Regions from separate parts of the Homo sapiens genome. Here regions 2 and 3 are each linked to region 1. Evidence: chromatin loops called from intact Hi-C (ENCODE). Cell type or tissue: heart right ventricle. All regions are shown on one strand. Region 1 has its middle 110 kb from the start of LINC02283. Region 2 has its middle 9.5 kb from the start of LINC02283. Region 3 has its middle 52 kb from the start of LINC02283.

The links. Peaks named below come from ENCODE experiments on the same cell type or tissue, not always from the same donor. Only the 100,000 strongest peaks of a DNase experiment are listed, where the experiment ranks them.
Region 2: it touches region 1 in a loop (9-fold over the local background); 81 of 110 quality-filtered maps call a loop at or near these places.
Region 3: it touches region 1 in a loop (7-fold over the local background); 33 of 110 quality-filtered maps call a loop at or near these places.

The regions. Positions count from the first base shown.
Region 1 is chr4:54,436,236-54,444,235 of GRCh38, forward strand. No RefSeq gene overlaps it. Among named protein-coding and RNA genes, the nearest start is that of LINC02283, 110 kb to the left of the region's middle. In heart right ventricle, a CTCF peak has its summit at 4,814 (motif pointing left); a DNase peak (open chromatin) is centred at 3,735; H3K4me3 peaks cover 893 bases; H3K27ac peaks cover 1,845 bases.
Region 2 is chr4:54,319,419-54,327,418 of GRCh38, forward strand. No RefSeq gene overlaps it. Among named protein-coding and RNA genes, the nearest start is that of LINC02283, 9.5 kb to the right of the region's middle. RefSeq lists enhancers at 5,324-5,981, 5,982-6,639. In heart right ventricle, a CTCF peak has its summit at 3,600 (motif pointing right); a DNase peak (open chromatin) is centred at 3,603.
Region 3 is chr4:54,380,887-54,388,886 of GRCh38, forward strand. No RefSeq gene overlaps it. Among named protein-coding and RNA genes, the nearest start is that of LINC02283, 52 kb to the left of the region's middle. In heart right ventricle, a CTCF peak has its summit at 3,891 (motif pointing right); a DNase peak (open chromatin) is centred at 3,887.

The sequences.
Region 1 (8,000 bases):
ATATCAAAACTTGTTTTAAATGTGGAAGCAATTGTGGATATAATTACAGAGTATGCAGTTCAACACCCTCTTGCTCATTAATATATATGGACCCTCTAATGGATGTTCATCATTCCTTGGGAATCAAATCTGGCAGGTCAGATCCAAAGAAGATCATTCTTCCTGGTTGTCAAGTAGATAATAGCCTAAAAAGCAAATCAATAGCAATATCCAAATCAATTGCACCGTTTAGAACAGCAAGGCCCACTTAAAACTCAAATTCCAATTTCGTTAGTACTCAGAAAGAAATATTAATTATAAGGATACAAAATATGCTATATAAATCTCACCTCTTCTCATTTGACCTCTCCCGCTCATATTTTAGTGGGTGGTAGCCAACAGGTATATTTTGGCTTTGGTTGTAGTGGTTGGGGATGGGTGAGAAAAGTTGCTTCCTGTATTTATATAACTCATCTGTTTGTGTGGACCTACTCACAACTATTCTTGTCATTGTTGCAAAATTCATAGTAATTTCTCAGTTTTACAGATTTTGCAAACTTTGACTTACTCACATTTGTAATTACAAACTGCAATTAAAATTCTATGGCTTTGTGCCATTTCCTCTAGAGCATCTCTTTTTGGGTAACCTGTAAAAGACAAAGGGATGAGTGGGTCCTGTAAACTCCATGAAGCTGGCCAGGATGGCTTCAAGAAGGCAGCTTTGGAAATGAAGGTGCATAGGCTCAAAAGTCCTTGGGCACTGCCAGCCATCTTTGTTATATCATCTGTTGCTGTGACCATCCCTGTTCCCAACCCTAAGCCAATGTAATATATAAGCTGATCTTGAAGTCTGGAGAAGGATTAGTGAGCTGGTGGAGGGCAGGAAGAAGGAAGGTGTAGAGAGTTTGAACAACCTGTGCCAATGTTCAAATGGCAGAGAGATGGCTCTTCTGAGGAGTTGAGAGGAGACTGGAAATGATGGAGCATTGCTTGCATGTGAAGATGAGGCTGAGCAGTTGGCAAGGGTAAGATCATGTAGACTTGGGCAGGACATGCATAGCCATATAGAAATCAATTGCAACGTTTAGAATAGCAAGGTCCAGTCAAAACCCAAACCCTAATTTTATTAGTACTCAGAAAGAAATATGAATGATAGGCATATAAAATATACTATGTAAAGCTTACCTCTTTTCAGTTGACCCTCCTTCCTTCTATTTCAGTGGATAGAGTAGGCAAAAGAGGCATATTAGCTTTAGTTTAAAGTTCATTCTGAAAGTTAGGCTATTTGGTGAAAATTTTCAAAGGTGGAGCAACATAACTAGATATCAATTTTAGAAGTGAGAAAAACCCATCCTAAAGATGTGGTTGGAGTGGTGGGGATGGATAGATCTTTAAGATGTAGAATTAACACTATTGATGACTGGCAGTTGGAGTGAATTTAGTATGACATTCACATTTCCAGGCAGGTAACTTGAAGGACAATGGTGCCATTGATTAAAACAGATATTATTAAGTATTACGGTTATTGTTAGAGAGCAAATATGAGATGAGGGATGGATATTTTAAAAAAAGAAGATAGTGGCTCATGCCTGTAATCCAGAACTTTGGGAGGCTGACATCGGCATATTGCTTGAGCTCAGGAGTTCGAGACCAGCCTGGGAAACATGGAGAAACCCCATATCTACAAACAAAAAAACAAAACTATTTTAGCCAGGCATTGTGGCGCACGCCTGTGGTCCCAGCTGCTTGGGAGGCTGAGGTGGGAGGATTGCTTGAGTCCAGGAGGTTGAGGCCGCAGTGAGCCAAAATGGGTCCCTGCAGTCCAGCCTGGGTGACAGAGTGAGACCCTGTCTCAAGAAAAAAAAAAAAAAAAGAAGAAGAAGATGATAATGTTTTATGGAGACTTTTTAGCATGAAGCTCTCTAATGTGCACAGCTAAAAGAGGAAAAACAACATCATCAAAAACAACAAAGGGATGCCCAACACCCAACCCCCAGAAATTCTGATTTAATTGGTTAGAGCGGAGCCAGGCATTAGGTGTTTTTTGTTTGCATTTTTGTTTTTATTATGGTAAAAAAAAACCCAACAACATACATGAAATATACCCTCTCAACAAATTTTTAAGTGTACAGTACAGTATTGTTAACTACATGCCCATTGTTATACATATCTGTTGTGCAAATCTCTAGAAATTTTTCATCTTGCATGACTGAAAGTCTATAATCATTGAACAGCAGCTCCCCATTTCTCTCCCTCACTAGTCCTTGGTATCACCATTCACATTTCTCCTTCCATGAGTTTGACTGCTTTAGTAGATACCTCATACACGTGGAATCATACAGTATTTGTCTTTCTGTGACTGGCCTATTTCACATATCATAATGTCCTCAAGTTCTTCTGTGTTGTAGCATGTGTCAGGATTTCCTTCTGTTTTAAAGCTGAATAATATTCCACTGGATGCACCCACCACATTTTCTTTATCCATTCATCAGTTGGTGGGCCTTTAGGTTGTTTCTACCTCTTAGCTATTGTGAGTAGTGTTGCAAGAAACATGGAGGACAAATATCTCTTCAAGATCCTGATTTCAGTTCTTTTGCATAAATACCCAGACATGGGAATGCTGGATCATATGGTAGCTCTATTTTTAATTTTTTGAGGAATCTCCATACCGTTTTTCATAGCAGCTGCTCTATCTTTTTTCCCCACCAACAGCGTACAAGGGTTCCAGTTTCTCCATTTCCTAACCAACATTTATTCTTTTCTTTCCTTCTGTTTCTTCTTTTCCTTTTTTTTCTTTTAATAGTGGCTGTCCACACCGGTGTCAGATGGTATTTTATTGTGGTTTTGATTTACATTTCTTTGATGATTACTGATGTTGAGCATCTTTTCATACACCTGTTGACCATTTGTATATTTTCTTTGGAGAAATGTCTATTCAAGTCATTTTCCCATTTTTAAATTAGGCTATTGATTTTTTTGCTATTAAATTGTATGAGTTTCTTACATATTTTCCATACTAACCCTTTATCAGATATATGGTTTGCAAATATTCTCTCCTATTCCACAGGTTGCCTTTTCACTCTGCTGATTGTTTCCTTTGCTGTGCAGAAACTTTTTAGTTCAATGCAGCCCCATTTGTCTACTTTTGCTTCTGTTTCCTGTGCTGTCGGTGTGATATTCAAGGGATCATAGGCATTAGGTGTTTTTATAAAGCTTCCCCAGATGACTCTATTGTGCAACCAGGACTTAGAACCATTTGTCAAAATTACACCTTGCTATGATGTAAAGCCTATGGTTCCATCTAGACATAAAAGTCCTCTCAGTAGAACAGCCCAGCAGCTGAACACATTTATAGTCTGTGTGGCATGGTGATCCCTACAGGGAGGAGTGTGTCTAAATTTCTGGATGGGATAGGAGTGGGGTAGTGAGAATGCAGCTGGAAAGAGCACATTCAATATTGTTAAATAATTTTATCTCCGAATAATAATTTTTTCATAACTTAAACTACAAAAAATAACAATCCACTGGAGTCACATTAGTTCAGAAAGTCTAGAATGTCAGCTCTCTGAGGACAGGGATATCTGTCTCTGTCCACTGCTGTATCTCCAGCCCCCGGACAGTGTCTGGCACATTGTAAGCACTCAAAATATATTTGTGGAAGTGGCTGAGCCGCAGATTGGCTGTGGTTCTGTCCACAGTGCCTGGAACTGTTATTTTCCTATTATTATCTAGCCTCTCAGCTCTTCCTCTTTCCTGCCAGCCTTGACTTCCCGTCTTAGCTCATAGGAAGCTGTGTCCAGCAGGCATCTTCCTTCTGTGAAGCTGTAAGGGCTGTATGCAACTGGGTCCCGAGTGCAATGTGTGTGGGGGGGGGGGGGGGAGGGCGGGGGGGCGTGGGGGACGGTCATTGGTTCATCCAGGAAATGTCCATTTACATACTAAAGTCTGATTGGTCTAGAAGAGTAGCTGAGCACAATCAGTCCTGTGTGTCCACAGACCAGGAAGCTTAATATAAGTTAAGTCCAACCATATTTAACAAAATATTATGTCACTGTAGTGATGGAGTGACGATCATAAAAGTGTTAAAATGAAAATATAAAGTATGCACTGTATTAAACTTCATCCCTTCATTGAAATCATTTTCACTTGTATTTTAACAATCTGCACACTATCAAATGACAGTCTGTTTCGAATATGCCTGATAAAATTTTAAAAAACCATTGACTTGTTTCTATAGCATAAATGTGAAAGCTTTCAGAAAGAAAAAGAAGAAATGGAATATGCATACAGTTTTTCATAATTTTTATTTTATCATTTTCGAGCACTCAGATGAGGATTTGGGAAAATCTTCATGTCACTCTTTTAATAAAGCCACAGTGAGCACTTCATGCTGCTTCCACTTCCCACACACAAACTTTCTAATTATAAAAGGACCTTTTCAGACTTATTCAGGGCATATAATCTTATTTGCAGCTCCTAATTGGAGGACTGTGTTTGTTGAAAAGAACAGAAGTCTTCAGTCATTTAGAATAAAGCTGGCCCATCAACCCCTGTGGGAAGAAAAGAACTATTTATTTTATCCGTTAATCCCAAATACAAACACAATAAAGCTGTCTTTTCTAATAGTGACCTATTTCATGTTAAATTGGGATAAAGCTAGCTTTGCTCAATAAGACTATTGTTGTCAACAAAAAAGTCAATCTTATTAGGATTCCCATTGAATAACTTCCAATAACTTATCTTTTAAAATGCTAAACCCAAATCCCAGTTGAATTCTCTACGTTGTCTGCAAATCGGGAAAGGAAATAACCTCAACCGGTGAGCCCCATCTAGTGTCAGGGAAGTAAATTGCTGGTCAGAAACCGGGTCTATAATTTTTTCTTATCTTTAATCTGATTTTTAAGATTCTTCTATTTGTGCCCAAACCCTTATGTTTTTGTTTCTTTCTGGGGTTTATTTGCCTATATTTTTATTTCTAAAACTAAACAACTTTCTATACCAAGCACATTTTTTCTTGATAACTTATAAAAATACAACATTGCTTAAAATTAGCCAGATTTCCCCATTGGTTTTATTTTAAAATATTAATTTTAAAACGTGGACAGTCATGTTCCTTGAATAGCATTACAGAGCACTCATGTACTAAACTATGTTTGATGTAAACAATATTATTCACTTATCAATTTTATTTTATCAAAAGACCCCAAAGGATCTTTCTTGATATGAGTTTTAGAGGAGCAAGACCGAGTCACAGAAAAATCCAATGGAACATCTAAGGACATTGAAGATTTCGAAGTCTACTTTCTTGGGCAACATCTACATTTGAGGATTGTATTGGCTTGGAGGTCAGTTTCTTTTAGCCAACTACATCAGAGCTTAAGTGCAGTGTGTCTGCCTTCCACGCTTCTGCATTTCTCGACTGTTAATAAACATGTCAAAAACGAGTAAGGCAAGTTCAGGGCTTAGCTCCAGTCATACATGGGAAATGCCTTTGCTAATAATTCTGCCTTATAAATGCAAACCTTCTTTGTTCCCACACACACAAAAAAACTTGACAATAGCCAAATGAAGTAGAACATATTCCTCAATTTATCTACACTTAAGATATTTCAAAATATCTTTCCACTAGCCTATGTGCTCAAACCACAAAAGCAGACATAGGTATATAGAGGTATCTGGGTTATGGAGGAAAGAACAAAGGACTGAAGTTCAAATACTAACATTGCCCTTCACTGGCTGCATGTCCTTGGGAAGCCAAATCTCCCAATAGGGTGCCATGAGTTCAGGCTATGGAGCAGACAATCCCTGTTTCTCCACCTCCCAGCTGTTAGACTTTAGACAAATTATTTCTCTAAGCCTTGACTTCTTCATCTATCATGATATTTACTTCCTTCATACAGGAAGATTGTTATGAAGACTGACTGATAAAGTATGTGAAGTGTGTAGCTCAGGGTCTGGCACATAACAGAGTGCTCAGTGAATACGACTATGACTCACAAATGGAGGGACAAGCGCCCACCTCACAAGATGGTCGGGAAGACTCTAAGACATGGGAAAATGTTGGTCAACTTTAAGGCACTCTATCAATGTAATGAGTTAGGCAAACCTAGTAGGCCCCTCCTAGAAGGCCTAAAATTAAAAAGAGAGCTGTTGAAATTGAAGAACATGGGGCTTTCATAGGTCAGCACAAGCTCTGTGAGCTGAACAGAAGTTTTGTAGGTCTAATGATTTGTATTGTTGGCTTACATTGTATTTGGGGTTGCAAATTTTTGAAAAGAAGAGAATGATAGAGTTGGAAGGGAGATTGTATTAATTTAGTTTTCTTGTTTTATTGAGGAAAAAAACCTAATGTCCCTTCCTTCTTCAGAACTCCTTGCACACTTGAGATCATTTAAGAATTTCAAAGTATTTGTTTAATGTCTGCTTTTGCTCCGACTGTAAGAACCATGTATTCAGGGGCCATGTCTATTTGGGCTGCACTGTATCTTCAGATGTGGCTCTGTGTCCAGCAGTGTCTAGTAGTGTCTAGTACCTTGTCTACACATGGTAATTGCAGACAAGCTCAAAACTGCCATATAGCAAAGTACATAAGGGCATGGACTCCTCAGGGAGGAAAGGCTGGACACAAATTGGACCTCTCTGGTTTACTTCCCGTGTGACTTTGGGCAAGCTACTTAGCCTCTCTAAGCCTCAGTTTCCTTGCCTATAAAACAGAATTAATAATGACAGTACCTATTTCATAGGGTTGTTCCAGAGCTTTATGAGCTAATTCCTGTAAAGTGCCTGGAATGGTATAATTCTGTAAATTTACCTAAATGACCAAGATAGCAAAGCCAATTAGAAAGTGTTCTGGAACTAAAACCCTACCTAGGTCTTGCTCTTTATTTTTTTTTCCCCTCCATATCTTTCAAACCCTCTGCCCAGACCACTTTTCCAAACCATTAAATCTATCAGATAAAAACAGCAATGCAAAATAAAGTATTGGTTGATTCACTCAGAGGTGCTGCAGGCCTTCCAAGTCTAGCAGCAAGTTTCAGGAACTCATTTCAATGGTGTTAAGAGGCTTATGATTGCTAATAACTTCCCAGTGTCTAAAGCACAGAGCTGAACAGAGTATTTCATATTTTGCTCTAACAGCTAGTCCTTAAGGGTTTGACTATCAGATGTAGGCACGCTAGATTATGAAAATGGCACATTTAAAAATATCTCTGCACCTCACTCCTAGATGACTTTTAGCAGGTGAACTAACTGTTAGCCTCCTGGAAGATTAGATGTCAGGATAATTAGCTCTCTGCCACATAGGCTATCTACTTTTCAAATCTTATTCTCCTTTCTTCCCTATGTCTCTTAGTAGACGCAACTCATTATTACTTTATGCCTGAGTTTTCCCCTTTCTTTTCAGCACACTCATAAACCACCTCCTTGTCATGACTTATTTCACACTCAATTCATACTGTTAGCTTTGATGTTCTCTTTTACAATTCAGTTTGTATTCAGATACCAGAGAAAACAAAGAGCAAGTTAGACAGGTAAACCAGATAACAAGTATTACCTATGATGACCCGTTCTCCTATCTCTCCTTGGTCTTCAAAATTCCATGTGCTGTGGAGGAGGTAAAATGCACATTTTCCCATTTCATGGCATGTCCAGAGGTCTGTGAGTTTCTTGTTTCATTGTCTAACATTAGGGTCTCTGAGCTTTCCCATTTCATTATTCTGTACGACCTGGACTCGGCCTTATACAACTGGGGAATAACTTTTGCTTTTCTATTACAAACGGAGCCAATGAAAAGGTAGACTGAAAAAGAGTAAGATGGAGTGGAGAATTCACCAAAGGAACCATATAATTATAGAAATTTCTGGCTAGAAGAAATTTGAAAGGCTCTCTGTTCACCTCCCTGCACTTTAGCTCTACCCCATACCAATGGGACTGGTAATTATGGCTTCTATTTCAAAAGACTTCACAGGATCCATGCCTCTGCCTTCCATTTAAGACAGTTCTTCATGTATGCAGCAAATACC
Region 2 (8,000 bases), 120 kb before region 1:
TAGCATCTCAGTGTCAATTGCCAAAGGATGCCTCTTAAGGGGGACAAATTGTAAAAAGTGCTGCTGCCTCCAGGCGGAACTGGCCCTACCCCCAGGTAGCCTTTGGGCAGAAAGACCAGGTTGGATTTTGGCCTTCACATACCTCCTTTGTCAGGCAACCTGGAGACCAACTTCTAGAAGAATTAGTGGACTAACAGGAACTGAGAATCACGTTTATATATATATATATTATATATATAATATAAAATATATATAAAATATAATATATATAAAATATAAAAAATATATATAAAATATAAAAAAATATATATATAAATAAAATTTTCTGGAAATTTTGCAAGCAAACTTTGTACAGAATGTGAATTCCAAGCAGTTGAGATACCTGCACTTTCTAAATTGTCTGAAATAAACTTTGCAATTATTCAATTATAGTTGTTAGGTCTTAATCACATTGAGCACAGTTTTTGTACTTGCTTTCAGTATATGGAATTGACATGCCCTTGTGATTTCAAAGATGCAGTTGCTAATAGACTCCCAAGGGGAGAGACTTGGGACGTTCTGCTTTGGTTGTTGCACTCCCAGTTCAAGACATTGAAAGAAATGTGGAAAATTTCCCTGATGATATAAGACAGAACATTTTCTTCTTTCATGCAGCAACCCGACCTGCATTATCCTTTCTTGCGTATTCCTATATAGTCTCTTGAATTCACTGTCATGTTTGATTATTGTATGAATGATCTATCAGATTAAGTTTGACTGCATAAATCACAAAATCCAAATATCAGTGGCTTATACAATGCAGAAGCTTATTTTTTATTTCATGTCAAAGAAACCTGGAAGTCACCCAGACTGGTAGGGTAACTTCACAGTCATCAGAGACCCAGAAACTATCTTTCTGCTCATTTCCCCACCCTTAGTGTGTAGCTTCCATCCTCAAGTTTACTTCATGGTCCAAGAGGGCCAATGAAGCCCCAGCCATTAGGCCCAAGTCCCAGGGAGGAAATAAAGAAAAATAGAAGAGCCAAAGGTTATATGCCTCCTTGCTGAGTCAGCCCCCCTTAGGACACTTTTTAAAAGTCTCATTCAACAATTTCCATTTTTACCCCACTAGCCATTTTTATCTGCAAAGGATGCCGGGAGGCATAGTTTTCTAGCTGGGCACATTGAGACCTTTGACAATAGAGGAGTCTGTTGTCAAGGCAGAGGAGAGAATAGGTATGGGGTAAGCAACCATAGCCTCTACCACATATGAGAATTTAATTATCTGATGCCCATGAAAATGCAGACTAGAAAACAAAATGCAGGAAGAGTTACCACACAGAGTTGCTGCGTTGCCCTAGACAGTCATGGCAGCCTAGCCACTGGCCTGTCGGTGGACTCCCTCAGGCTCCTCTTACCTGGACCCGCCCCGTTCATTTACCATTCACACTCTCTCTATTTCCAGCACTGCCCTCTCTCAGGCTCCAGACTTGCATAGCAATTACTGACCATATGGCTCCTCACAGGACACTAAATTCAAGATGCTCCCAAATGAGCCAGGAACTGCTCCTCTTAGTACCTGTGCATCAGCTGCCCAAACCGCACACCTGGGTGTTATCCCTGACTCCTTCTTCTGACTCATACACTTTACAAGTTCTTCCTGAATTACTCCCGGATCCTCCCCATCCTCCTCATTTCCAGGACTGCCACCAAGATCAAGCCTGCATCACCTCTCACCTGGACTGCCGCTGCAGCCTCTTGACGGGCCTTGCCTTCTTTATTCTTCCCTCTGGCCAATCCATTCTCCACACAGCAGCCAGAGAAATTCATTTTTTTAAAAAAAAAAACAAACCTGATTATGTCACTGCATGGCTTACTACTCATCAATGGCTTCTTACTACCCTTAGAGAAAAGCCCAGCCCAGTAAGGACTGAAGGCCCTGTGTGATCTGGCCCCTGCCCCCTCACTCCATGCCCTTCTCCCCTTCGCTCTGGCCCAGCCACAGTGATTTTCTTTCCCTCTTGCTAATGAGCTAATCCCTTCCCTGCCTCGGGCCTTGGCATACACAGTTCTGTCTGCCTGGCACTCATTTTCCTCAGATTCCCACCTCTTTGTTTAGTGCATTAAACAAAGCATTTTTTGAGGCATTAAATTCATATACCCCCAAACCATGCCAGGTTGCTGGAGACTCTCATAGCTCACTGCCCTTGTGCTTTGAAGCATTCCTCAGCCTTCTAATTACTTGCTCCACTGTCAGATCCTTGAGGCCAGGCCTCCTCTCTCTGTTCCTCTCTGGACCCCTTGTACCCAACACAGCACTGAACACCTATTCATTCAGTGATCCAGCCCTTCATTCATTCACTCATTCACTCAAAGACATTTGTTGTCATTTCTGTCCCCATTTCTGGTTTGGTAGTGGAAAAAGACTTAGTGAAATAATTGCCCAAATAGTTTATTTGTTAGAGTTAAAATCAGGCCTGCAAGCAGAAAGAGAAGGCATTATGAACGATGTAAACAAGACATAGGAGGTGCGAGGAGAACGGAAGATGGATTTTCTATCAAGAACAAGAATGGGAAGATTTTCTGCCATCTTGACTCTAATTCTTATCTCCATTTTCACCCTGAACCTTACACTAGACCAAGTTACATAAACCCAGTGTGAGACAAGTTTAGTTGAAATATTCTTTTAACCAATTAATTGCCATTAGTGCTGCCTCCTTGGAGCTTCTGACTTCAGAAAAATAATCCAGGAACGTTCTGCCACTAATTCTTCTACCTTGCCCGCCACCATTTTTCTGATTATTTTTCTACTCTCAGACACTCTCTCCATCATAGGCTGGCTCTGCTCGTCTTGGAGCCTGTGTAGAACAGGACTCCATGTGCCAAGCTAAATCTGCTCCGCTTCATCATCGCTTAGGCTGCCAAATTGGGTCAATATAGTTTTAGAATGTAAAAATATATTTCTATTCAGTATATATATTATATATATATTTATGTGTTCCAGTATATATATACTGAAGTACATATTTATATGTTCCAGTATATATATATATGTATATATATACATATATATATACTGAAATATATATATGAAATTTATAAATTGTATTTATACATACATAAGGAAAGAATAGAAACACCAAGGAAGGCCTGAGGGCAGCTTTGATGAAGATTATGGGATGGTTAACCACCAACTCTTCTCTTCCCCAGTCATCCTGGACAATTGGCCATTGCTTTCAGCCTATTAACACCCTCAAGATGCACTGAACATATGTTGACAGTCAAGCACTGATGTGTCTTAGAGCATCAGGTGGTAAACAATGATGAGTTTCCTGGCTGGAATTTGGAGGTCAGAGACTATTCTGGGGTCCCTAATCTTCAAACACCCAGATTTCTTGTGGGCCAATCTGTCCTCCACCTGCCTTGTCCACGAAGGAGTAGAGAGTGGATGAAGAAGCCGGATTCTTCACGTGAAATCTCTGAGCCTGGGGCATGGGAGAGCCCACCCAGGCTCAGGCCTCAGCCCAGGCATCTTACCTGCCTAAGTGGTAATCCCTGAACAGGAAGACCTTTTGGAGAATTCTTTACCTCCTGTCCAAAGTGGCAAGTTGGCCACAAGGGGGAAGCATCACACAAAGATAGTGCTCTGGCCGACCTGCTCTTTGCTCTGACTTTCCTATTGTTATCTGGGCCAGGAAGGCAGGTGAGGAGGGCCCACTGCCGAAGGCTGTGGTTCAGCTGAGACCATGCCCACCTGATGTCTTGAATATGGCCATGAAGCCAATGAACACTCGATGAATAGTAATCGACATGTGATGAATATTCAGGATTTAATTTATTAATGAAATTAAGCAGAGCCCTGGAAAAGATAAGCGTAGGTGGCAAAATTCTTAGATCTGAAGATTCATCATATGCTGAAAACTGGGAATTGAACAATCTGGTTCCAACATGGGCCCTGCAATGCAGTCACTGGTCGTGGGCTTTTCAGGCCATCTTTTGGCCTCGTCTGTCATTCCCCTTTCTGTCTTTATTACAGTGCTGCTGTGAGGATGAAGCAAGAGAATATGAAACTGGTGATGAGGTATTGCAAATGTACAAGACCTACAACTCAGGCAAGCAAAAAAAATGCAGCGCAGCTGATCATTACTGTAGATGGTCATGACCTTCCTGAGGTGGGGGTGCGTGTGTGTGTGTGAGAGAGATTCAGCCTGGCATAATTTAGTTTAAATCTTAGGTCAACTTAATAATCGAAATAGCCTTTTAAAGCTAGGGTGCCAACCTTCCTGTTTGTCAGGACTTTTCCAGTTTTGATACCCCGGAGTCCTGGGCCCTGGAACCTCCATCAGTCCGAGGAAAACCAAAACTCAACTCAAGTCTCCTCAGGCTCTCTGATCCCCTCCCCATCTTTATTTATTCTCCAAAAAGGCTCTGGGTATAATTGTGGAAGGCCGTGGCTCCCAGACTCTCAGCAGGAAAGAAGAGCCCAGACCTTTGGGTCTCTGTGCAAAACTCTGAACCCTTTCTGCCTCTCTTGAGGGTGGCAGGACTGGCTTTGCAGACTTGGTGGGCTCCCATGCTGGGGCCCACTGCTAGAGTCTGCGGCTTTTGCTCTTTATCTCAGTCTCCACTGACTCCATCCCCTTAACTCTGCTCTCTGGCCAGGCCAGCAGCCCTCATGCCCACCAGGGCCACTCCCTCTGCCTGTGCACTTCCCAGTCATCTGCTCGCCATGGGGAGGACTTGAGCAGCTGGAAGTGCTGCCTTTGACTCATTTGATCATCCATCTCCACAACAATGCCTATCACTGCTCTTGTCCCATTACAAGCTGCTGTGGCAGACAAGGGCTTTTCCCAAAGGCTTGCGGCCTCCCCAGAATGACTCGGAACACGAGCACTAGCAACATGTCTCCAGCCTTCCTCACACATCAACTGGGTACCAGTGACGGCTTGTCCTGGGCAGAACTTGAAGATGACCACCAGGATTCCAGGCCCTTGGTGCACACACCTTCTCCCAGTATTCAAACACTCACCTAGGTGCTGTGTGTGGTGAAGGGCTTTTGCAGATGTGATTAAAATCCCAAATCAGTTGATCTTAAAAGAGGGAGATTACCCAGGTGGTACAGACCCACTCACATGAGCCCTTTAAATACGTGTTCAGAGGTCAGGGACAGATAAGTCAGAGAGATTGGAAGTGTGAAACAGCCAGAAGGAGAGGCCACATGGCAAGGAGCTGAGGGCATCCTCTAGCATTCGAGAGCCATCCTTGTACAAAAGCTAGCAAGACATCAGTCCCACAACTGCCAGGAAAGGAATTCCGGAATTCTGCTAACAGCTGGAACATACTTGAAAGTGAACCTTTCTCTAGTTGGTCCACCAGATAGAAACACAGCCTCTTTTTTTTTATTATTTATTTTTTATTGATCATTCTTGGGTGTTTCTCACAGAGGGGGATTTGGCAGGGTCATAGGACAATAGTGGAGGGAAGGTCAGCAGATAAACAAGTGAACAAAGGTCTCTGGTTTTCCTAGGCAGAGGACCCTGCGGCCTTCCGCAGTGTTTGTGTCCCTGGGTACTTGAGATTAGGGAGTGGCGACGACTCTTAACGAGCATGCTGCCTTCAAACATCTGTTTAACAAAGCACATCTTGCACCGCCCTTAATCCATTTAACCCTGAGTGGACACAGCACATGTTTCAGAGAGCACAGGGCTGGGGGCAAGGTCACAGATCAACAGGATCCCAAGGCAGAAGAATTTTTCTTAGTATAGAACAAAATGAAAAGTCTCCCATGTCTACCTCTTTCTACACAGACACGGCAACCATCCGATTTCTCAATCTTTTCCTCACCTTTCCCCCCTTTCTATTCCACAAAGCCGCGATTGTCATCCTGGCCCGTTCTCAATGAGCTGTTGGGTACACCTCCCGGACGGGGCGGCTGGCCGGGCAGAGGGGCTCCTCACTTCCCAGTAGGGGCGGCTGGGCATAGGCGCCCCTCACCTCCCGGATGGGGCGGCTGGCCGGGCGGGGGGCTGACCCCCCCACCTCCCTCCCGGACAGGGCGGCTGGCTGGGCGGGGGGCTGACCCCCCCACCTCCCTCCCGGACGGGGCGGCTGGCCGGGCGGGGGCCTGACCCCTCCACCTCCCTCCCGGACGGGGCGGCTGGCCGGGCGGGGGGCTGACCCCCCCACCTCCCTCCTGGACGGGGCGGCTGGCCGGGCGGGGGGCTGACCCCCCCAACTCCCTCCCGGACGGGGTGGCTGCCGGGCGGAGATGCTCCTCACTTCCCAGACGGGGTGGCTGCCGGGCGGAGAGGCTCCTCACTTCTCAGATGGGGCAGCTACTGGGCGGAGGGGCTCCTCACTTCTCAGACGGGGCAGTTGCCAGGCATAGGGTCTCCTCACTTCTCAGACGGGGTGGCCGGGCAGAGATGCTCCTCACCTCCCGGTCGCGGCCGGGCAGAGGCGCTCCTCACATCCCAGATGGGGCGGCGGGGCAGAGGCGCTCCCCACATCTCAGACGATGGGCGGCTGGGCAGAGACGCTCTTCACTTCCTAGATGGGATGGCGGCTGGGAAGAGGCGCTCCTCACTTCCTAGATGGGATGGCGGCCGGACGGAGAGGCTCCTCACTTTCCAGACTGGGCAGCCAGGCAGAGGGGCTCCTCACATCCCAGACGATGGGCGGCCAGGCAGAGACACTCCTCACTTCCCAGACGGGGTGGCGGCCGGGCAGAGGATGCAATCTTGGCACTTTGGGAGGCCAAGGCAGGCGGCTGGGAGGTGGAGGTTGTAGGGAGCTGACATCACGCCACTGCACTCCAGCCGGGGCACCATTGAGCACTGAGTGAACGAGACTCCGTCTGCAATCCCGGCACCTCGGGAGGCCGAGGCTGGCAGATCACTCGCGGTTAGGAGCTGGAGACCGGCCAACACAGCGAAACCCCGTCTCCACCAAAAAAATACGAAAACCAGTCAGGCGTGGCAGCGCGTGCCTGCAATCGCAGGCACTCGGCAGGCTGAGGCAGGAGAATCAGGCAGGGAGGTTGCAGTGAGCCGAGATGGCAGCAGTACAGTCCAGCTTCGGCTCGGCATGAGAGGGAGACCGTGGAAACAGAGGGAGAGGGAGACCGTGGGGAGACAGGAGAGGGAGAGGGAGACCGTGGGGAGACGGGAGAGGGAGAGGGAGAGGGAGAGAAAACACAGCCTCTTGACACCTTCTTCTGCCTTCTTCCCTCGGCTGAGGGCCCACCTAAAACATGCAGTCTCCTGACCCATGGAAACTGTGAGATAATAAATATGTGTCATGTTAAGCCACTAAGTTTATGATAATTTTCTACATGGTACAGAAAACAAATTCATTGCCCCTTCTTTGCGTAGATGGGAAGAGGAACCACCTTTACATATTCCTTTCTCCCCAACTCCTTTCTCCCTTCTCCTTCCCTACAATCCTTCCAATTGGACAGGCAGACTTTTCCTTCCTTAGTACAGCCAGACCTGTGGCCTTACTGCCATGTGGGAAGGAGTCTTTTCTCAACAATTCCAAAGATGTACATGATTTGAGACCTCCAGGTGTAAAATGACTGTGCTCTGAATACCCTAGCATGATTTGGAATTGAAGATAACTGAGGATTAATATGGTGGTTTGCCATTCCCCAAATACTATCCCCCTTACACGTTATGAAGATGCAGATGTTATATATGATTACAGCAAATGCTGCAAGTGGTGGTCTGAACAAGGAGCAAAACAAGTTTTACTCCTTGACATTTTCTGAGTAGATGCTCAAACTTACTAATCCAAATTTATTTATTTCACTAATATTGTCTATTCCAAATTAATTTATTTCACAAATATTGTCTCAACTTTCTGTTACTGGTTGTCAACATAGACTTAGTATTGGCAAATCATCTACTCATATTTGTGAAATGTGTGTCCATTACCAGGGGCCACTAGGCTATGTGTTAAGGCCAGTTAGAAGCCACAAGAATCAAAGCAACACTTTAAACTGGAGGGTCAATTTTATTTGA
Region 3 (8,000 bases), 55 kb before region 1:
TAATAGGATCTCATGTTGCCCAGGCTGGTCACAAACTCTTGGGCTCAAGTGATCCTTCTGCCTTAGCCTCTTGGGTAGCTGGGACTATAGGCACACACTACCGCACCTGGCTTTTTTTTCTTTTTTTTTGGTAGAGATGGGATCTGGCTCTGTTGAACAGGTTGATCTTGAACTCTTGGCCTCAAGCTATCCTTCTACCTCTCCCAAAGTGCTGAGATCATAGGTGTGAGCCACTGCATCTGTGGTACTGGGGGTTAGGACTTCCACGTATCTTTTTTGGAGGTCACAATTCAACTCATAACAGTGGACTCCTCCTTCCTGGACTGACTGGCTTCCTGGTATTTTGGAAAGATGGCAGTGAGACTCAAGAAAGAAAGGTCTCGATGATGTGGCACCCAGTTTGAAAGACCACAGGCTGTGCAGGATCTGAGCAGCCATATCAACAGGTTACTGAGGGCCAACCTATGGACTGTGATGCTTTCTCTGTGCACTACAACCCCAACCCCCAGATGCCCTGACACCCTGGAGATTTAGGACAGTGGCACTAACATGGCACATAGGGCATGCTTACCTCACAAAGAAGTGAGGTTTACTGTTGAAAGTTCTGAGAGATAATTAAAAAGGTATGTTTCTTGTATACTTAAGCATGTGCACCAAGATTTCTGCCACTGCACCTCTGACCAGTGCCCCCGCCACTAGGCCTGTCATTAGTGTCTGTACCTCTCTTTTTGCTCCCACCTTCAACAAGCCAAATGCTGATCATGCCAGCAGTTGTTTCCTAGCACATGTTTATCACTGACTGCTTGATTTTTCTCCCCTCTAAAGTTCTTTTTGTTCAATACTACCAGTATCGATATTAATAAATGTTATATTAAAAAAGCCTATTGCATTTGTGAAAGAAACAGATGGTGAACTCTCATAAATAACTTGCCTGGTCATTGTATCTTCTTTTTATTTCTCTTCTTCTTTCCCTTTTTTTAAAAAAAATCTTTTATTTGATATATACTGCAGACAGAAGCAAAGGGAAAAAATACGTAGAAAAGAATATGATTTCATAATCATAGAAGGAATTGTGTTCAGAGCTAGAGAACATGCAGTAATTTTCTATAGTGAAAAGCAATTTCCTTCAAACATAAGCCATAACTTTTTACCCTGTTCACAATAATTTTGCAGTTTCCACATTTCCCTGGGAAAATAACCCCCAATTTCCTGACCTTGCTTAAAAAGTTCAGTTTGGGAAAGCAGCTCCTGAGTTCATCCCCAGTCACTGGTTTATGGGAGGAAGCTTCATTCTGCAAGAAATAAACAGCTGGAGGTGCCCTAGGCCCTGGTCTCAAACCCCTTACATGTCTAATTGGCTGTGTGATCTCAGAGAGGAAATAAACGAAGGGCTTCAGTTTTGCTTTATCTCATCAGAAAACACTAATGTAAAAAATCAAGTATGCATTGTTCTCTTCAGTTGTTCCTTTATCAAATATTGAGTGCCTACTATATTTGAGTTTATAGCTCAGCTGGGAAGACAAGCAAAAATGTGAAATTACAACCTAGATAAATGCTAAGAAACGGAGGTTAGGAGTGCATACAAGGGGAATTTGAGCTAGTTAGGGATTCAGGGAAGACTTATCTAAGGAAGGACCCTGCATGCTGTCGTCTTAAAGACTGAAAGATGGGGTGCAGACTGGTGTGTGATGGGCTGGAAGGTAGATAGGGCCAGCATGTGCCCATGCAGAGCTTTCCAGACCGTGGTAAATATTTGGTCTTTATTCCAAAGCAGTGACTGGGGAGCATGTTTTATGTGTGTGTGTGGGAGGGCAGGGGTGCGATTGTTCATCCACATCAAGTCCCTGGTGACAGATGTCATGATAAAAAGTGAGTCTCAGCCAGGCACTGTGGCTCATGCTTGTAATCCCAACACGTTGAGAGGCTGAAGCAAGCAGATCACTTGAGCCGAGGAGTTTCAGACCAGCCTGGGCAAGATGATGAAACCCCGTCTCTGCAAATAATACAATTAGCTGGAAGTGGTGGCATGCGCCTGTTGTTCCAGGTACTCAGGAAGCTGAGGTGGGAGGATTGCTTGAGCCCAGGATGTCGAGGCTGCAGTGAGCAGAGATCACACCACTGCACTCCAGCCTGGGCAACAGAGTGAGACTCTGTCTCAAAAAAAAAAAAAAAAAAAAAAAAAAAAAAAAAGAAGAAAGAAAAAAGCAAATCTGTATAATTCTTTGAGAAGTTAATGTTAAAGACAGTTTTTGGTTTATCAGATCCTTGGGTATGTTATTTGGTTCACAATGCATCCACAGAGAACCAGAGCTGAATTCTAATTAGTATATAAGCCATCTGTAGCCACAAGATTGTAAAGGATGATACAATATTTATTAAAAATATTGATAGACAACTAGTTAGTCATGTAGATTAGCTGGAAGGATGCATATCAAAATGTTGTTAAGGGATTTGTTGGTGACTTTTGATTTTCTTTTTTGGTACATTTTATATTTTTCAAGTTTTCTGGAAGTAATTTTTTTAAGAACTCCCTAAAAATATAACTGAGTGTCAGAGGCACCAGGCATGCATGCCCTTTTTATTTGGGAATTGAACAGTATGGGATCAGGTTACTGTGAGGCAGGGGCTTCAAAAGAATAAAAAACACTGGTGTGCTATAGACCAAATTATGTCTTCCCCAAATTCATGTACGGATGCCTTAACTCCCAGTATGGCTATATTTGGAGTAAGTAAGTAATTAAAGATAAATAAACTCATAAAGGTGGAGCCGTGATGTGATAGGTTTAGTGTCCTTATAAGAGACACCAGAGAGCTCTTTCTCTTTCTCCCCACCATGTGAGGTTGCATGAGGAGGCACCATCCATGAACCCAAAAGCAGGCCCTCAGTAGAAACCCAATTAGCTAGCACCTTGATCTTGAACTTCCCAGCCTCCAGAACTGTGAGAAATAAATGTCTGTTGTTTAAGCTACACAGTCTAAGGCATTTTTAAAAAGCAGCCCAACAGACTAAGATGGGTGGTTAAATTCCATGGCCACAGTTTTTCTGAAAAGATGCCACAGAAAAGGAGAAATGTACGCTGCATCTTGTTCAATTTTATTACATTTCATGTTCTTTTTGTGATGAAAAAAAATGCTACCATCTAACGCCTACCAAAAAAATCAACAGATCCTCACAAGAAGCATTTGAAGTATGGGAGCATGTCTAAATGTACATTTATGTGCATGTAATGCTTGGAGAGACATAAACACCGGCCCCAAATAAAATCTGAGCCAAGTTTTATCCACAGAGACCGAAACAGGATTTTTGCACTGTGCTGTCTGCTGAAGGGTCTACAGGCTTCTGAGAGTCAGAGAACTTCTTTGTTCTATGAGAAGAGCAACATTACAGGGGCTTCAGAGATGGGAGGAGGCTCTTCCCCAGGCAGAAGCAAAGAGTCTCAGGGGAAGGGATGTTAAAGCTGCGTTCTGAGGTATGGATAGGAGTTCACCGAGTGGGTGAGGAGAGAGAAAGTTCTCTTGTGAGTTTATGAGAGCAGGAACCAGGTCTTCTTTTTCTCTGTGCCTGGTACCTCCGTGGTGCTTTGTGGAGTGTATGAATAGAGGAGCGCAGAGGTCAGATGAAGCAGTATGTAGAAAGGTCCTGGGGCCAGAAGCAGTGTGAGATGTTTGAAAGATTCTAAACTGTCTGATATTGTTTGTGTATGTGTGGGGCATGGGAGCAGGGTGGGGTAGTGAGGAGGGGCGAGAGGATGGCTGGAGTAGAGGGAAGTGGAGCACAAAGGAGGTAAGGATGGAGAGATAAACAGGGGTGGGATCATGCAGGGCCTGTATACTGCGCTTGGAAGTCCAGACTCGGCTGTGTGGGCAATGGCATCGTAGATTTGCCAGCAGGTGGCAGAATCAGAGTGGTAAGTGGGTCTTCAGATCTTAGACATGCTTCCTCCATTTCCTTCCAACGTAGTTCTCTTTATCTATCATGTAACTTCGCAGGGAGATGTCTGGCCTTAGAGGTCTGGGGTCACTGCCAGGCATGGGGATGCACCTGGGTGAGTTTTCCAACCCTCCCCACTACCCTGTCCTCAGGCAGAGCTGTAGAGGGGCAGGCCATCTTCTCTTTCCTTTTTAATTCTGTCATTCTCCCACACACCCAGAATCCCCGCTGCTCATTTTCCTGAAACCGTGGAGCTCCTCTCCGAGTGGCATGTACCAATTTAGGGTTTGCTGGGTAGGAAACTGTACAAACTCTGAGGTGGGCCTGAGGCAAGGTGAAGGGAGATTGTGTAGAGCATAGCCTGGAGGAGGAGCTGGGATCCCTGTCTCCCTGGAGCCGGTGGAGGATGCTGAAGAATGGAATCTGAAGATGCCCTGAGAATGTTTGGGGATCATGAGAAGTTTATGAGCTCCACACATCTCCAGCAAAGAGCAACACAGAAGATGGGCTTTTGTGTGTTAGGCAAAGAGGATGGCAGGAGGCCAGGAGGCTGTTCTGAAGGATGGCAGTACCCTGAAGACTCATCACATACATTGGATGTGTAATGTTACCTCCCTATCTCTGTGCCATACACACCCCCAAACCTCCAATACACCAGGTGTGATCCCATAGCCAGCTCCTCCCTTCACCTTCTGATGCCAGACTGGCAGAAACAGTAGTAGGAGGCTCCCCACCATAAGGAACCCAACTGGAGTGAAAAACCCCAGCCCCACTGCTAGGCTATCAGGTGCCCGTGCAAACCAGACAGATACCCCTGCCTTGAGCCATTCTGTAGCCACCTGCTGCAAACAACCTGCATCACCACTTTTACCTATCCCCAGTGCTCCCCAGCTGTGTTAGTCTTACTTTGCAAGTCCTCTGTCCAAAAGAGACTCTCTCAGAGGATCATCCTGTAGACAGAGAGATCCAAGATTAAAATACATTTTTAAAGGGCATTGTCAAGACTACATGGAGAGAAATTGCATGAAAGACAAAAAAAAAAAAGCCCAAATCAAAGATGCAGTTGCCACTGGCTCTCTGTCTCTGTCAGACAGGTAACCGAATCTCACAATGAGGCCCCCGGATGCATCCATGGGACACACTCTGTACGTGCCACAGATGGTTCTCACTTCATACATATTTCATCTGTTTGAGTGTATGTGGTTTGGGGCAAATAAAAGCAAAGCGATTTTTGTGTCTCCAGCTCTGCCTTCAATATTTAGAGATTGTATTTCCACCAGAGCCTCTGAGATGTAAGTAAATGCAAACGATCCCCGCCAACGAGTGTTTGAGCTCTCTGTGGAGAGGGGGGCTCAAGGTTGTAGATTCCCATTAGCGAATTGGCATCTCATCCTCTCTTCTCCCCAATGGGCCCTCGTATGAAGCTGAAATGCCAAGTTATTTCCTCAGAGAAATGTTTCCCTCACATAGAGTCACACGTCCTCAACTGTAACCGACTATCTCTCTGCCAGCCTCCGTCTATGGTAACTGACATCAGATGAGCACATCACATGCAAAAGTGCTGGTGCCATAAATCTTTCAAAAGATTAAAGGGAGGCAGAGAATCAGGCACCAAAGCAGGGAATAGAAAGTATGGTGAATGACAAAGACAAAGGCTGTTGTGATTTTCTGTAAGATTAAGAAACTATCAGAAATGACCAGAAGTCCTGTAATCTGCCTGGGCCTATCCCATGCAGATCTGCTGACAGTGCTTATCAGTGCCTTCTGGTCTCCCTAGGAGATTTTTAAAAAAGAAGTCGAATAGAAATAGTCATTGCAAATATCTTTATTTCCAAATATATCTCCTCTGAACATGTCAGATCTCATTCTGCCACCTCATTGCTTAAAAACCTCTGATGGTTCTCAGTGTTCACAGAAAAAAAAACACAAATTTTTTAGCATGCAAGTCCTTTACCTAACATCTCATCATACTTTCCTGGGCTCCTTGTCAGCTGCTCACTTGTGTGTGAATTATATTTGACCACTTGGGACTCTCATGTATTTTAATACCACATGTCTTCGCTTATGCTGTTCCTCTGCTGGAATGCTGTTCCATGCATTCTGTGCCTGGCCTCCTCTGACCCATTCTTCACATCCAGACCCCTCTAGGAGAAACCACTGCAGGAGAACTCATGCTTGCCTATGCATGTTACAAAAGTCTTTATCAATTCCTCTATTATAACATTGTTAGACAACATTGTTACTGTTTGCCCACACTTCTCTCCTTTGCTGGACTCTGAGTTCCAGTCTTGATATCTGACCATATTCATCAAAGCCCTGGCACATAGCAGGGGCTCAGTGAGCATTTGCTGGACTGAATGGAATGGAATGTTAAAGAAGAGACATAACATCAAATCCATAAGTGATGGATAAGACCCAATGGTATGTTCTGACAAGATTTAGAATAGGCCTATATAGTGTATTAGTCTGTTTTCACATTGCTAATAAAGACATACCTGAGAGTGCGTTATATATTTATTTATTTATTTATTTTATTTCCATAGGTTATTGGGGAATAGGTGGTGTTTGGTTAAATGAGTTAGTTCTTTAGTGGTGATTTGTGAGATCTTGGTGCACCCATCACCCAAGCAGTATACATTGCACCCTATTTATACTGTTTTATCCCTCACCCCCTTCCCACCCTTTCCCCAAATCCCCAAAGTCCATTGTGTCATTCTTACGTCTTTGGATCCTGTAGCTTAGCTCCCACTTATGAGTGAGAATATATGATGTTTGGTTTTCCATTCCTGAGTTACTTCACTTAGAATGGTAGTCTCCAGTCTCACCCAGATCACTGTGAATGCCATGAATTCATTTATTTTTATGGTTGAGTAGTATTCCATCATATATATATATGATGAAATACATATGTGATGAAATATATATATGATGATATATATATATACTGTGATATATATGTGTGTGTGTGTGTATATATATATATAACAGTTTCTTCATCCACTTGTTGATTGATGGGCGTTTGGTTTGACTCCATGTTTTTGCAATTGCAAATTGTGCTGCTATAAACATGTGTGTGCAAGTATCTTTTTTGTATAATGACTTCTTTTCCTCCGGGTAGATACCCAGTAGTGGGATTGCTGGATCAAATAGTTGTTCTACTTTTAGTTATTTAAGGAATCTCCACACTGTTTTCCATAGTGATTGTACTAGTTTACATTCCTACCAGCAGTGTAGAAGTGTTCCCTGTTCACCACATCCATGCCAGCATCTACTATTTTTTCATTTTTTGATTATGGCCATTCTTGCAGGAGTAAGGTAGTATTGAATTGCGGTTTTGATTTGCATTTCCCTTATCATTAGTGATGCTAAGCATTCTTTCATGTTTGTTGGCCATTTGTATATCTCCTTTTGAGAATTCTCTATTCATGTTCTTAGCCCACTTTTTGATGGGATTGTTTTTATCTTGCTGATTTGTTTGAGTTCCTTGTAGATTCTGGATATTAGTCCTTTGTCAGATGTATAGATTGTGAAGATTTTCTCCCAGTCTGTGTGCGGGTTGTCTGTTTACTCTGCTGACTGTTACTTTTGCAGTGCAAAAGCTCTTTAGTTTAATTAAGTCCTAGCTATTTATCTTTGTTTTTATCACATTTGCTTTTGGGTTCTTGGTCATGAAATCCTTGCCTAAGCCAAAGTCTAGAAGGGGTTTTCCAGTGTTAGCTTCTAGAATTTTTATAGTTTCAGGTCTTAGATTTAAGTCCTTAATCCATCTTGAGTTGATTTTTATATAAGGTGAGGGATGAGGATTCAGTTTCATTCTTCTACACGTGGCTTGACAATTATCCCAGCACCATTTGTTGAAAAGGGTGTCCTTTCCCCACTTTATATTTTTGTTTACTTTGTCGAAGATCAGTTGGCTATAAGTAATTGGATTTATTTCTAGGTTCTCTATTCTGTTCCATTGTTCTATGTGCCTATTTTTGTACCAGTACCATGCTGTTTTGGTGACTATGGTCTTATAGTATAGTTTGAAATCAGGTAGTGTGATGCCTCCAGATTTGTTCTTTTTGCT